2 separate regions of the Mus musculus genome follow, and region 1 is linked to region 2. A link is a contact called in ENCODE Hi-C or POLR2A ChIA-PET data. All regions are on one chromosome and are shown on one strand. Each heading gives the region's core, a stretch centred on a gene start or an enhancer-like site at or near the end of the contact. The rest is flanking DNA. Distances are from core to core; before and after follow the strand shown. Region 1 has its middle 5.6 kb from the start of Gm41484. Region 2 holds the start of Adamts5 (a disintegrin-like and metallopeptidase (reprolysin type) with thrombospondin type 1 motif, 5 (aggrecanase-2)).

The links. Hi-C counts contacts between places; a loop is a spot of excess contacts on that map. ChIA-PET counts read pairs that join two places held with the same protein, here RNA polymerase II (POLR2A).
Region 1: a map of heart shows a loop between it and region 2 (2.0-fold over the local background). The contact joins the enhancer-like site here to the promoter of Adamts5 in region 2. A Hi-C loop is called at or near these places in 1 of 37 maps with a recorded cell type or tissue (heart). POLR2A ChIA-PET finds 5 or more read pairs at or near these places in 1 of 5 experiments (Patski).

Annotation. Positions count from the first base shown.
Region 1 is chr16:87,249,089-87,255,440 of GRCm38, reverse strand. No RefSeq gene overlaps it. Among named protein-coding and RNA genes, the nearest start is that of Gm41484, 5.6 kb to the right of the region's middle. Within about 2 kb of position 4,725, at least 1 of the 3 ENCODE cell types and tissues checked has a DNase peak (open chromatin) inside an H3K27ac peak, as active enhancers do; it is heart, where a contact is called at or near this core.
Region 2 is chr16:85,898,458-85,904,758 of GRCm38, reverse strand. It overlaps Adamts5 (a disintegrin-like and metallopeptidase (reprolysin type) with thrombospondin type 1 motif, 5 (aggrecanase-2)), which reads left to right and starts at 3,634. Exons shown (of 8, transcript NM_011782.2): 1 at 3,634-5,595. The coding sequence starts at 4,492. Gm46558 (a long non-coding RNA gene) reads right to left here and starts at 4,959. Exons shown (of 3, transcript XR_001781962.2): 1 at 4,762-4,959; 2 at 1-3,928.

The DNA.
Region 1 (6,352 bases), core at 3,476-5,975, 1.3 Mb before region 2:
AGCTAAATCAATGTATATCAACCAAACTGCAAAGGCAGGCCCCACAGCCAGGGTGAGTTGGCCAACAAAAAATGGATTGCATGGGGTTTTGTTTGTTTGTACTTTTTGATCTTATTGTTTGTTTGTTTTGGTGAGAGAGAGAGAGAGAGAGAGAGAGAGAGAGAGAGAGAGAGAGAGATATTGGATGGGTAGGTAGGTGGTAGGATCCTAGAAGTGCTGGGAGAGGGGAATTAAATATGTTCACAATACAGTGTACGGATCCCCTGGGGACACACTCCACACCAGCTGGGGAGGCAGGCAAAACTGCAGAACCCCACCTCTCCCTTCTCTCTCTTCCAATCCAGATCCCACTCTCATCCCCAGCTCTGTTTGGAACCTATACACAATGCTTCTTGTGTTACTAAGATCATGAGGCCTTGGGGAAAACCAAATACTACTTAGACCAGCACCTTGCTAAGCCATCATCAGTGAAGTTTCTCATGCAGTAGATGGTGACTAATATAGAGACCCACAACCAGATAGTATACAGAGAGTGAGAGGCCTTGAAACATTCAGCCCTAAATGGGATATCTCCATCACATCTCTCTTCTCAGGGTCAGGCAACCCTGCCGAAGAGGAGGCAAAAAGGGTGTAAGAGCCAGAGGGGACACAGGGCACCAAGGAAATAAGGCTTCTAAAATCCTGCTGGACTGAAACACAGATAAACTTGGAGACTGAAGTGTCGTGCAAAGGGCCTGCACCAGCCTGTACCACATGGGGACCTAACGCTGAAAGGAGAAGTGGGCACATGGCTCTGCCCGAACCCAATTGATAAAGATCTGAAAATGAAAACTTAGTGTTCTTTAAGGGAGTCTCATGGGGAAACAAACTACTCTTTTTTTTTGTTTGTTTGTTTGTTTTTGCTTTCTTTTTTTTTAATTTATTTTTTATTAGGTATTTTCCTCATTTACATTTTCAATGCTATCCCAAAAGTCCCCCATACCCACCCCCCCAATCCCCTACCCACCCACTCCCCCTTTTTGGCCCTGGCATTCCCCTGTACTGGGGCATATAAAGTTTGCAAGTCCAATGGGCCTCTCTTTGCAGTGATGGCCCACTAGGCCATCTTTTGATACATATGCAGCTAGAGACAAGAGCTCCGGGGTATTGGTTAGTTCATATTGTTGTTCCACCTATAGGGTTGCAGTTCCCTTTAGCTCCTTGGGTAATTTCTCTAGCTCCTCCATTGGGGGCCTTGTGATCCATCCAATAGCTGACTGTGATCATCCACTTCTGTGTTTGCTAGGCCCCGGCATAGTCTCACAAGAGACAGCTATATCTGGGTCCTTTCAGCAAAATCTTGCTAGTGTATGCAATGGTGTCAGCGTTTGGAAGCTGATTATGGGAATGGATACAGAAAATGTGGTACATTTACACAATGGAGTACTACTCAGGTATTAAAAACAATAAATTTATGAAATTCCTAGGCAAATGGATGGACCTGGAGGGCATCATCCTGAGTGAGGTAACCCAATCACAAAGGAACTCGCACAATATGTACTCACTGATAAGTGGATATTAGCCCAGAGACTTAGGATACCCAAGATATAAGATACAATTTGCTAAACGCATGAAATTCAAGAAGAACGAAGACCAAAGAGTGGACACTTTGCCCCTTCTTAGAAATGGGAACAAAACACCCATGGAAGGAGTTACAGAGACAAAATTTGGAGCTGTGACGAAAGGATGGACCATCTAGTGATTGCCGTATGCAGGGATCCATCCCATAATCAGCTTCCAAACGCTGACACCATTGCATACACTAGCAAGATTTTGCTGAAAGGAAACAAACTACTCTTGATGGTAGTCTGTGTACCCAGTAGTAGATGGGCGCCAGAAACAAACTCAGGACATCTTTCTAGGTTCCTTGTCCCACAGTGTTGTGTTAGTTTTTTTTTAAACTTTTTTTTTATCTTAAGCTTAATCATATATATATATATATATATATATATATATATATATATATATATATATATATTGCCCTACAGGTCCTTTGTGTATATATTATGACTTCCAGTTTAGTGCTTTTATGGAATTCCTGAGTGTGAAAACGTGTGAGCCTTTGTATCTGTTATACAAAGACCCATATGTTTGCACACTCAGGAATTATATCTGATATCTCTTTCTCTCTCTCTCTCTCTCTCTCTCTCTCTCTCTCTCTCTCTCTCTCTCTCTCTCTGTGTGTCTCTGTGTCTCTGTCTCTCTCATGCCTTTTTTTGGGCTATTTTCCTTTTGTTTGTTCTAGTATGATATGTTAGTTTTTGCTTTATAATATTTGCTTGTTTTCTAATGAGAGACAGAAAGGGAGTGTGAGGGGAGGAGGCAGGAACTGAGAGGATTAGGGTGCAGGTAACAATAATTTGGGTATATTATATAAAAAAATCTATTTCCAATAAAACTATAGTTATAATTTGACACACTAAAAAACACAGTGCATAGAGAGATGAAGAAGAGGAGGTGGAGGAGGAGGAAGAGAAGGAGAGGAGGAACATTGAAGAAGAGGAGGAGGAGGAGAAGGAGAAAACAAAGGGTGATTTAGGGAAATCTGTAGGGAAATCTGTTCCCCTGCAGACAATAAGAGACAAGCAAGAGAGGAAAGTGTAAAAAAAGTATAGAATAATTTGCCTGAATAGCAATTGTTTAGGGCAGCATGTATCTTGATGGTTTGGGGCAGTATGAATAATTTAGCCATTCTCCAAGTCTTTGGAGGAAACTGACTAGAGAATGGAAATTCTGGAGAAGTTCCGAGAACAGGGCAGTGTCATTTCCAGTCCTTACAGCCTCTTGCTGACAGTGGAAAGGGGGCTAGACTCTTAAGTGCAGGTTAGCTCTGTGGAGTGGGTAATTGTGGGTGCTTTTCCAGAGGATGAAACGACTTTTTCCTATTTCCAGTGAAGTGCATGTGGACTGCACTCAGAATCTTCATGATTACTTCGATCTTCTTAAGACTAACAACAGATTATAGCAACAGCCACAGCCAACAACAACAACAACAACAACAACAACAACAACAACAACCAAACAGCAACAAATACCATTACGAATGAATATGATGGCTGATGAGATGCTCAGTGGTTAAGAGAGCCAGCTGCTCTTGCAGAGGATACACGTCTGGTCTCCAGCATCCACAAGGTGTCTCACACACATTTCTGAGTCCAGATCTGAGGGTTCTGACATCCTGTTCTGCCCTCCACAGACAGCAGGCACTCACATGGTGTACACACAAACACACAGGGAAAACAAAAAACACATAAAACAAAAAGACACAAATATTTTTATTTATTTTATGTACATTAGCATTTAACCTACATGTGTGTCTGTTGGCTCCCCTGGAGCCAGAGTTACAGGCAGGTGTGGGCTGTCATGTGGGTGCTGGGAATTAAACCCAAGTCCTCTGGAAAAGAAGCCAGTGATCTTAACTGCTGGGCTCTCTCTCCAGCTCCAAGAAACAAATATTTCAAATGACAGACATGACAGCACTAACTCTCAAAACTCACATGATCATTTTCTAATAATGATCAGAAAAACAAAGAATTGAACCCGGCAAGTTCAATACTGGATAGAGACTGGTTAAAAAAAAATGTCTTGAAAAACACCTACACCTTTACCTTCACTTTTCTCTACAACATGGTTAATTCTAATGCACATTTCCACAATTACCCAGGGGCCAGTGGTGCTAATTATAGAGGTGCTAGAGGCACCGAGCCTTTATAGTCCCATTTCTGCATTTTTGGCACACTGGAATGTGGGTCCTTAGTGAGGTTCAATGGCAGGGTTAACCAAGCCATTACCAAGACACTGGAACCCCATTCTGGGTGTCATACACAACTCTGGATTCCCCAGGTCAGAGGAGCCTCCCATAGCCGGGTACCCTGCCAACTCACCTAGCTCCTCTTCTTCCATTAGCACACCTGAACTTTACACATCGTGCCTTGGGCCATCCTTCAGCCTTTGCTGTTTCTCAAGATCACCATCTTCTCTCTCTGCTCTTTTCCAAGTATTTATGGCATCTCCATTACTGGCAGCAGAGTGACCCTTTTCATGCCTTCCTCCTCCTCCTCCTTCCCCTCCTCCTCCCCCACCTTCCCCTCCTCCCCCTCTCCAGCCTGAGCCATCTCTCCAGCCCCGACCTCACACCTTCTAAAGGCTTTTCTTCTCATCTAACATTTACCCCGCCCCCACCCTCTTATAGTCTGGCTTACTGGGCTGGCCCTCTGTGTTTTGTACCTGGAGCTCCCTCCTCCATTTCTCTATTTCCTATCACGAGTGTCATGTCTGTGCTTCAGGCAGCCAGATGCCTTTCCTCTCAGGGTTTTTGCACCAGCTCTTCATTTCTCTCTGGAATGCCCTCCACAGATCATCACATGAGTAGATCAAACATTTATTTAGATCAGGCAGAGTTTAATTTCATCTCTCAGAGCGCTCAGCGCGAAACAACTCCTCCCTATCAGCACATACTGTAATGAGAAAAAAAAAATAATAAAGTTTTCTTACTGATGCCTGATTTCTCAGAGCTCAGCACTTTGAAATACTTTTTTCCCCCACTTAGTTATTTTTCTTCTGTGCAAGTTTGTGTAGCTCAGAACACAGCTCTTAGAAGTTGCTCTCTCCCCTGCCTTATGGGGTTCAGGGCCTGAACTCAGGTCACGAGGTTTCAACACGGCATCTTTATACTCGGAACCACCTCCATTCGCCAAGCCTAGCAGCTTTTCTTGGACGTACTCAGGGTGTCAGAATGCTTACCGCCCCGCATCGTACTTTCTTGTTATCGGCTAACTTACTCGAAAGAGAGGATTAGCCCAGTGCCAAGAATCACTGACTGTGAAGTCAGGTGTCACAAGGCCTTGCTAGATGTGTGGCTATAAACCAGGTGACCTCCAAAGACCTCAGTTTCTTCCCCTGTAAAGTAAATAGGAGTTATGGAGGCAATTCTTAAAATGTGTAAATGTATCAGCAGCGACACGATACACTGAACCCCACCCCCATCAAAAGCTCCACGTGAATGCCAGCTCCACTCGGTGTAGGGTGTAGGACGAGTATGTTCTTCCCATGACCATTTAGAGGAATTATGTAGGTATGCCATCTAAAGCTTTTATAAGCTTTAGATATTATTATACATGTATCTACAATACAGATGTGGTCTTAGTTGCTTTCATCCCCATATCTTGATTGAGTTACGTAGAAAACATGGACTTAGTGAAAATCAGTAAGCTAAGTGCCACTCTCCTCAGTTGCCTGTTACCAGGTAACCCTAGCAGGGTAATGGTTTCTGAAGTGCCCTTACCTCGAGCTTCCTGAAGGTGGCAGTGGAGCGCCAACATTGGAAAAAAACAATCTGCTGTTCTTGAAAGGCAGCTAGGATAAGAAAGTTACCGACGGGCTTAAAATTCCTTTCCTTATTATTCTTGCTGAGAAGATGTGGATCGTGATAGGGTGGGCACCTGATCAAATACAAATGATATCTGATGGAATAGTAAAACGTTCTGCTGTTATTATTCTTTAAGACCTCAGATAGAAGAGCAACTCCACAGCAGTTGGAGCGAAGTGGAACTGGCAATGAGGTGACAAAGAGGACAGGCAGCAGGGAGAACAGGGTGACCTCTTAGTGTGTCAGAAGCACCGCCAGAAATTCAGGGTGGAGGTCTCTGAGAGGGGGCAGGTCAGGGTCTCCCTGCCCTCGTGCATGTTTCGAAGGGTAAAATTTTCGGAAGTAAAGATGCATGAATGCTAGAGTCTATCCTGTCCACACCTACAAATCTTCGTGTCTGCTAAGGGGTTGAGCGCATAGCACTAACGGAAAGATCTAACCCAATCACAAAAGAAGTCACTTGATATGCACTCATTGATAAGTGGATATTAGTCCAGAAACCTAGAATACCCAAGAAACAACTTCCAAAACACAAGTAAATCAAGAAGGAAGACCAACGCGTGGATACTTCATTCCTCCCTAGAATATGGAATAAAGTATCCATGGAAGGAGTTGCAGAGACAAGGTTTGGAGCTAAGACGAGAGACTGCCCCACCTGGGGTCCATCCCATAATCAGCGACCAAACGCAGACACTATTGCATACGCCAGCAAGATTTTGCTGAAAGGACCCTGATATAGCTGTCTCCTGTGAGGCTTTGCCAGTGCTTGGCAAATACAGAAGTGGATGCTCGTAGTCAGCTATTGGATGGAACACAGGGCTCTCAATGGAGGAGCTAGAGAAAGTACCCAAGAGCTGAAGGGATCTGCAACCCAATAGGTGGGACAACAATATGAACTAACCAGTACCCCCAGAGCTTGTGTCTCTAGCTGCATATGTAGCAGAA
Region 2 (6,301 bases), core at 2,385-4,884:
TTCATTTCTGAACTGTGAATTCTTTACAAACATCAGTCGTGACTTATCCACCTTCACAGGTCCCCAGAGAGTCTCACAAAGCCTTTCACACCTTGATATGTATTTTCATAAGCTGCATAGGTTTTAAGAGGTGTTGTAAATTGGATATAATTAAGAGTTAGGAGATTTTCGTTTGGGGAGAGTGTGTCACTAGTAGTTGCCTTGGATGGAAGCATCAGCTTGTGACAGACCACTAGATGGTGGATGCCTCACACAATTCCTGAAGCAGTAAGTCTGAGCTATACAGCTTTGGCTCATGGCACATCGCACTAACACCTATCTGGATTTGTGGATGAAAGACACACACACACACACACACACACACAAGTTAATTTTTAAATGCCTTGGCTACCTCAAAGGCTGGACATTCCTAAACCTTCCCCTGCTACCCCAGACCTATAGGGGAAGTGTTGAGTGACCACCCACCTGAATTCTCACATGGCTGGTTGGCTCTCTCTTCTGCAGCTCCTGCGTCACATCCTGCTCCCCCCGCCCCCCAGTAATGGCAATTCTCTGTTCCTCTTTGTGTCTTAGCCAAGCAAGTCTAAAAGTCCCACCCCATCTCCCTTTGCCCAGCCATTAGCTGCTGGCATCTTTATTGATTGATCAAAAACCAACTGGGGACAAGGACCTTCAATGTTTGGAAACACAGATTCCTGATTAAATCAAATCATTAGAACTAATTCACAATAAATCCCCATGGTAACTTTGAACTTGTAGCATTCTACAGTAGAAAATCTTTATTTGAGGAAATGTAAAGTTTATAAACTGATTGTGGATCATGTATCCAATAAATGTATTAAAAATAATTCTTATTACCTATGTACAAAAATAGCTGTTAAAGCAAAAAGGTAATCAATGGCTCCAGCTAAACATGGTAGACAACGTAGTTTTTCTTCCTATTTCAAAGATAAAGACTGTTATTTTCACCTACTTCAATATGACTGTAAATTAATATGGAAACATTTCTGCTACAGAACATCTCAGATTGCACTGATTCACTGGTGCAGTGTCTTTGTTTCAATCAGTAACAAACTTTCTACAATGTTACAAGAACCTTCCATGAAAACTGAATACATAGCCAGGAAAACAAACAAACAAATAAACAAATAACAAAAACACACACACAAAAAAAACCACAAAAAAGCAAACAAACAAACAAACAAACAAACAAAAAAACCCTCCTTCAATAAAAATTTACTCATTGTATCTCAAGCTCTATCTGCTCCATCCCTGTGACAAGTACTTCCAATAAATACTTACTATTTTATGCTCACATTTTGAAACAAATCTGCCCTTAACATATTTCCAAACATTTGGTTATTTGGTCTGAATTCTAATGTCACTCATTTATCAGACATGAAGGCATGAGATTTAGATTGAGTCCCTTTTGGAAAGCAACATTTTATTTTTCAGAGATAAAAAAGGTGTCAGGGAGGACAAAGTCATTGGGGAATCCTTTAACCTTCTTCATAAGGAACCTGATCAGAAATGAAAAGAATTGCAGTTAATAGCCTTACCCCAGGGTCACCTGAAATACTTGTTTTGTAAAAGATCCTTTGAGACACAGATGAGTAAGTTTCGTGTTTCAAATATAGTTTGTTTTGGAGCCTTTGATCCCAAACACTGAAATACTGTGCATTTTTTTTCCTCCTGGAGGTGCTATAAAAGAAATAAAGTTTTATCTTGGTTATTTAGCAATTGCTGTGGCAAAAAATAACATGATTAGGACAAAATAAAATAATAAAAATTAAAAATGTCTTTTGAGCTTACAGTTTCAGAGGGTTTGAGTCCATGATGGCAGGACCAGTTGAGAGCTCACATCTTGATTCCCCTGAGTGATGCACCTCCTCTAAAAAAGCCGCGCCTCCGAATTCTTCCTAAACTTTCCCGCCAACTGGAGACCTCATATGACCTTATTGGGGCCATTCTTACTCTGACCACTACTACACAAATAGGTACCAGGTAATCTTCCCTGGAGTGACTTGGGTCATCACAAAGCTGAAGGTTGCTGGGAGACAGAGAAGATTGCTGGTGCCTCCATTCTCTGCCTTTACTACCTGCCCATTGCCTTGTAATATTAACTACTGGAAACCTACCTGAGCATCTTGAGAATCGAAACACAAGTGCTTTCAGCAGCATCCTCCTTCTATGTCCCGATATATTTCAGGATCCATTCAGGCTCTCTCGGACTCCTCCACCCGTCCACCCCACACACACCTTGTTCTCTCTCAAATCCATGCCCTCTTTTACTTTAACTGTTGTTTGGCCTTCTCCAGTCTTGGCCCTCGTGGTACCTTCCGTGAGAATGTATCATCTGAAAAAGCTATGTAAGTGTGCCTGCTCTCCTCTGAAGGAGTGGAGTTAAAAGGGATGGAGATGTGTAAATTATCCCGGGGTGTGTGCAGAGACCAGTACTGGACCCTGGCACAGGTCAACTTGCTGTGAGAAAGTCACTAGGGTTTCCTTTCACCTTCTTAGAATTGATAATTAGAGGAAACAAAGGATGGAGGAACTGAGTAGCAGGGGCCATGCCACCTGCCTACTAATAACCACCAATCACCTCCCCTCAAGTATTCTTCCCTGGGATATGAGCTTTGAAAATGAGAGGGCTGACAGTGAGTGGCTGACTTATAAGAAGAGTAGCAAGTAAACAAACAAAGGAGTGTTTGCCAGAAAGTGTGAGCACAAATGTAAAAGTCTGGGGTGGGGGTGCAGATTCCCCTTCAAGAGTTAACTCTTTCCCACCCTGACATCCTACAGCTCAGAGTTCCAGTGGCTGGGATAAGTGACAGATTGTGGGCACTGACCAACTATGCCCTGGAAAAAAAGCTGGGAGTACCGCCATTTATACACAAAGCCAAGGACTTCCCAGGCCGCAGCCGGCCCTGTTGGGGTCACCGCAGTGCTGCATGCCCAGAGACGCGCCAGGAAGCACCGGTGGCTGCCTGGCTGCTCAGCTGATGGCCGGGAGAAGTTAGTCACCCCTAGCCCGAAGTCAGCAAGTGTTGGAACGTGAACAAGCTAGGAGATGAGGAGGCTGGAAATCAGCTACCGGGACCGACTGGAGAGAACCAGGGAAAAGAGAGAGGGACTTGGGGTTGCACAGGCGGCTGCCCTGACCAGTGAAGTTACCAGGTCTACAAGGCCAGAGCGCACTGGCCGGCAAAATGAAGCAAGAACTTCATATCCCGCTCAAGAACAGCAAGGGGAAGGAGGCAGAGAGAGACTTTAAAAACACACCAAAACACCCCTTCAGGAGATGAGGTAAGCCGAGGTTAGCCAACCCCGATTGGTTGTGAAATACCACACAGAACCGGAGTTGCTGTGGCTTTAAATGAGGCCAAGAGAATTTTCTTGTTTTCTGCCCAAATACTTTTTCTCTCTCAATCTCTTTCTCACCCTTACTCCCTCCTTTGTCCCTCCTTCCACCTTGCTAGGTTCTGGCCCCTTCCTCCTTCCCGGTCTGCCTTTCCTCGATCACCCTCCTCCTCTCGCTGCTCCCTCCCCCATCAGATTAGGCGCGGACCGGGAAGGGTGGGAGTGGTGGGGGAAGCTCTCCCTTTAAGAGGCAGCGTGCAGTGACGAATTGTTGAAATTGCCATTGCAGGATGGCACGCCGCTATAAATTCATTGTCCCACCTCCTCGCATCTTCACAGCGCCTGAGCCGCTCTCCGCGCCCGTAGCAGCCGACTGGGGATGATCCCGGGCGGGAGGACGCGGCAACGGAAGGGACCGGGACGCGCCGCCTCGCTGGCTCTCCGCAGGCCGCCTCCTAGCTTTTGATTTTAAACATTTTTAGGTGTTTCCTTTGCTTGCTTTCTTTCCTTTTCTTTTCTCCCGTCTCATTTCTCCCTGCCTTCGGGTTCCAGCGGAGCCGAGGAAGCCCTGAGAATAAGAAAGGAAGTGGGTCGGAGCTTGGAAGCTTTGCAGCCCGCCAGCCCCGGGCTTCGAGGGGGCGGGAGCGGACGCGCACCAGTTGCGGGCCAGCGCGGTCGCCCTTCTTACTCTCTTAGCTCGTTTGTTTTGATCTGTTTGTGCAAAGATCTTGTCTGCGTTGGGCCTCTCTCCTTTTTTGTATTTGGTTGCTCTCCACCTCTTGGCTTTTACTCCCACCAACACCACCCTTTATTTAATTTTTTTTCTTTTATTTTATTTAAAATTTTTCTTCCTCCGTCTCTTGGACCTCCATTCCAAACATTTTCCAAACCAACAAAGAAAAAGTTCTCACAGTGGCACCGGTGCCAGGCCAGGCTGGCTCTCTGCTGCGGATTCCCCCTACCCTTTCCTGGACACTTGACTCAACCTTGCACGCCAGTGTGTAGAGTGTGCGGCTGTGGGTGGGTGGGTGGGAGGGCGAGCCCCCCACCCCCGCCCCTGAAACTTCTATAGCAAATAGCAAGCATCCAGCTAGACTCAGTCGCGCAGCCCCTCCCGGCGGGCAGCGCACTATGCGGCTCGAGTGGGCGCCCTTGTTGCTGCTACTGCTGCTGCTGAGCGCGTCCTGCCTGTCCCTGGCCGCTGACAGCCCCGCCGCGGCACCTGCCCAGGATAAAACCAGGCAGCCTCAGGCTGCAGCAGCGGCCGCCGAGCCGGACCAGCCGCAGGGGGAGGAAACACGGGAGCGAGGCCATTTACAACCCTTGGCCGGGCAGCGCAGGAGCGGCGGGCTGGTCCAGAATATAGACCAACTCTACTCTGGCGGTGGCAAAGTGGGCTACCTTGTCTACGCGGGCGGCCGGAGGTTCCTGCTGGACCTGGAGAGAGATGACACAGTGGGTGCTGCTGGTAGCATCGTTACTGCAGGAGGAGGGCTGAGCGCATCCTCTGGCCACCGGGGTCACTGTTTCTACAGAGGCACCGTGGACGGCAGCCCTCGATCCCTAGCTGTCTTTGACCTCTGCGGGGGTCTCGATGGCTTCTTTGCAGTCAAGCATGCGCGCTACACTCTAAAGCCACTCCTGCGTGGGTCCTGGGCAGAGTATGAACGAATTTATGGGGATGGATCTTCCCGCATCCTGCATGTCTACAACCGCGAGGGCTTTAGCTTCGAGGCCCTGCCGCCACGCGCCAGTTGCGAGACTCCTGCATCCCCATCTGGGCCCCAAGAGAGCCCCTCGGTGCACAGTAGATCTAGGAGACGCTCAGCGCTGGCCCCGCAGCTGCTGGACCACTCAGCTTTCTCGCCATCTGGGAACGCGGGACCTCAGACTTGGTGGAGGCGTAGGCGCCGTTCCATCTCCAGGGCCCGCCAGGTGGAGCTCCTCTTGGTGGCTGACTCGTCCATGGCCAGGATGTATGGGCGGGGCCTGCAGCATTACCTGCTGACCCTGGCCTCCATCGCCAACAGGCTGTACAGTCATGCAAGCATTGAGAACCACATCCGCCTGGCGGTGGTGAAGGTGGTGGTGCTGACGGACAAGGACACGAGTCTGGAGGTGAGCAAGAATGCGGCCACGACCCTCAAGAACTTTTGCAAATGGCAGCACCAACATAACCAGCTAGGGGATGATCACGAAGAGCACTACGATGCAGCCATCCTGTTCACCCGAGAGGTAGGTACAGAAGGTGGGTGCCCAGCCCTGGGATACAAAGACTGGTGGAAGGGCAGGTCTTGCTAGTGGCTCTGCTTCTCCCATAAAGGACTTGTCACTCAATAGAGATTTACTTAAATGCATCTTGCATGCAAACCACTCAGCCCCCACTTACACTCAGGTGTTTCGGTGAGCCTCTGCAGTAATCTCTGCTTTAAGTGAGGCGACTTTATGAGATCAACACTCGCTAAGGCTGGACGCCAGTCAGACAGGACACTGTGGTGTATGGCCGCGATAAGGAGGTGTACAGTTACATGGCAAAAGGAGGAAAGTAAGACTGTCGTCTGAAATTGCATGTTTTCTACTTCCCAGTGAAGACGAAAGTACTACTTTGTCCTACTTAATGGGAAGGACTTGAAAGTTGGCAGTTGCTTTTATCTGATTGATGGCCTCCCTTGTAAATGTCCTTAAACGAACTCTTCTGCAACACTGGTCTTTTCCAAAGGACTGCTTTTTCTAATGTGGCTTCCAAATGGGCTTCTGACATATCCACCTTGGAATCTGAGTTCCTGAGAAGGAAGGAATGTGGGAGGGTCAAGGGGATGCGGAAGCCCAATCAGCAGTGAGGACAACCCCCCACCCCACCCCCCACCCCAGGCCCTCTACCAGCACATCTGAAGCACCACCCTCCCGCCCAACTGCCAAACAAGGGTCAAATCCAGTTGGA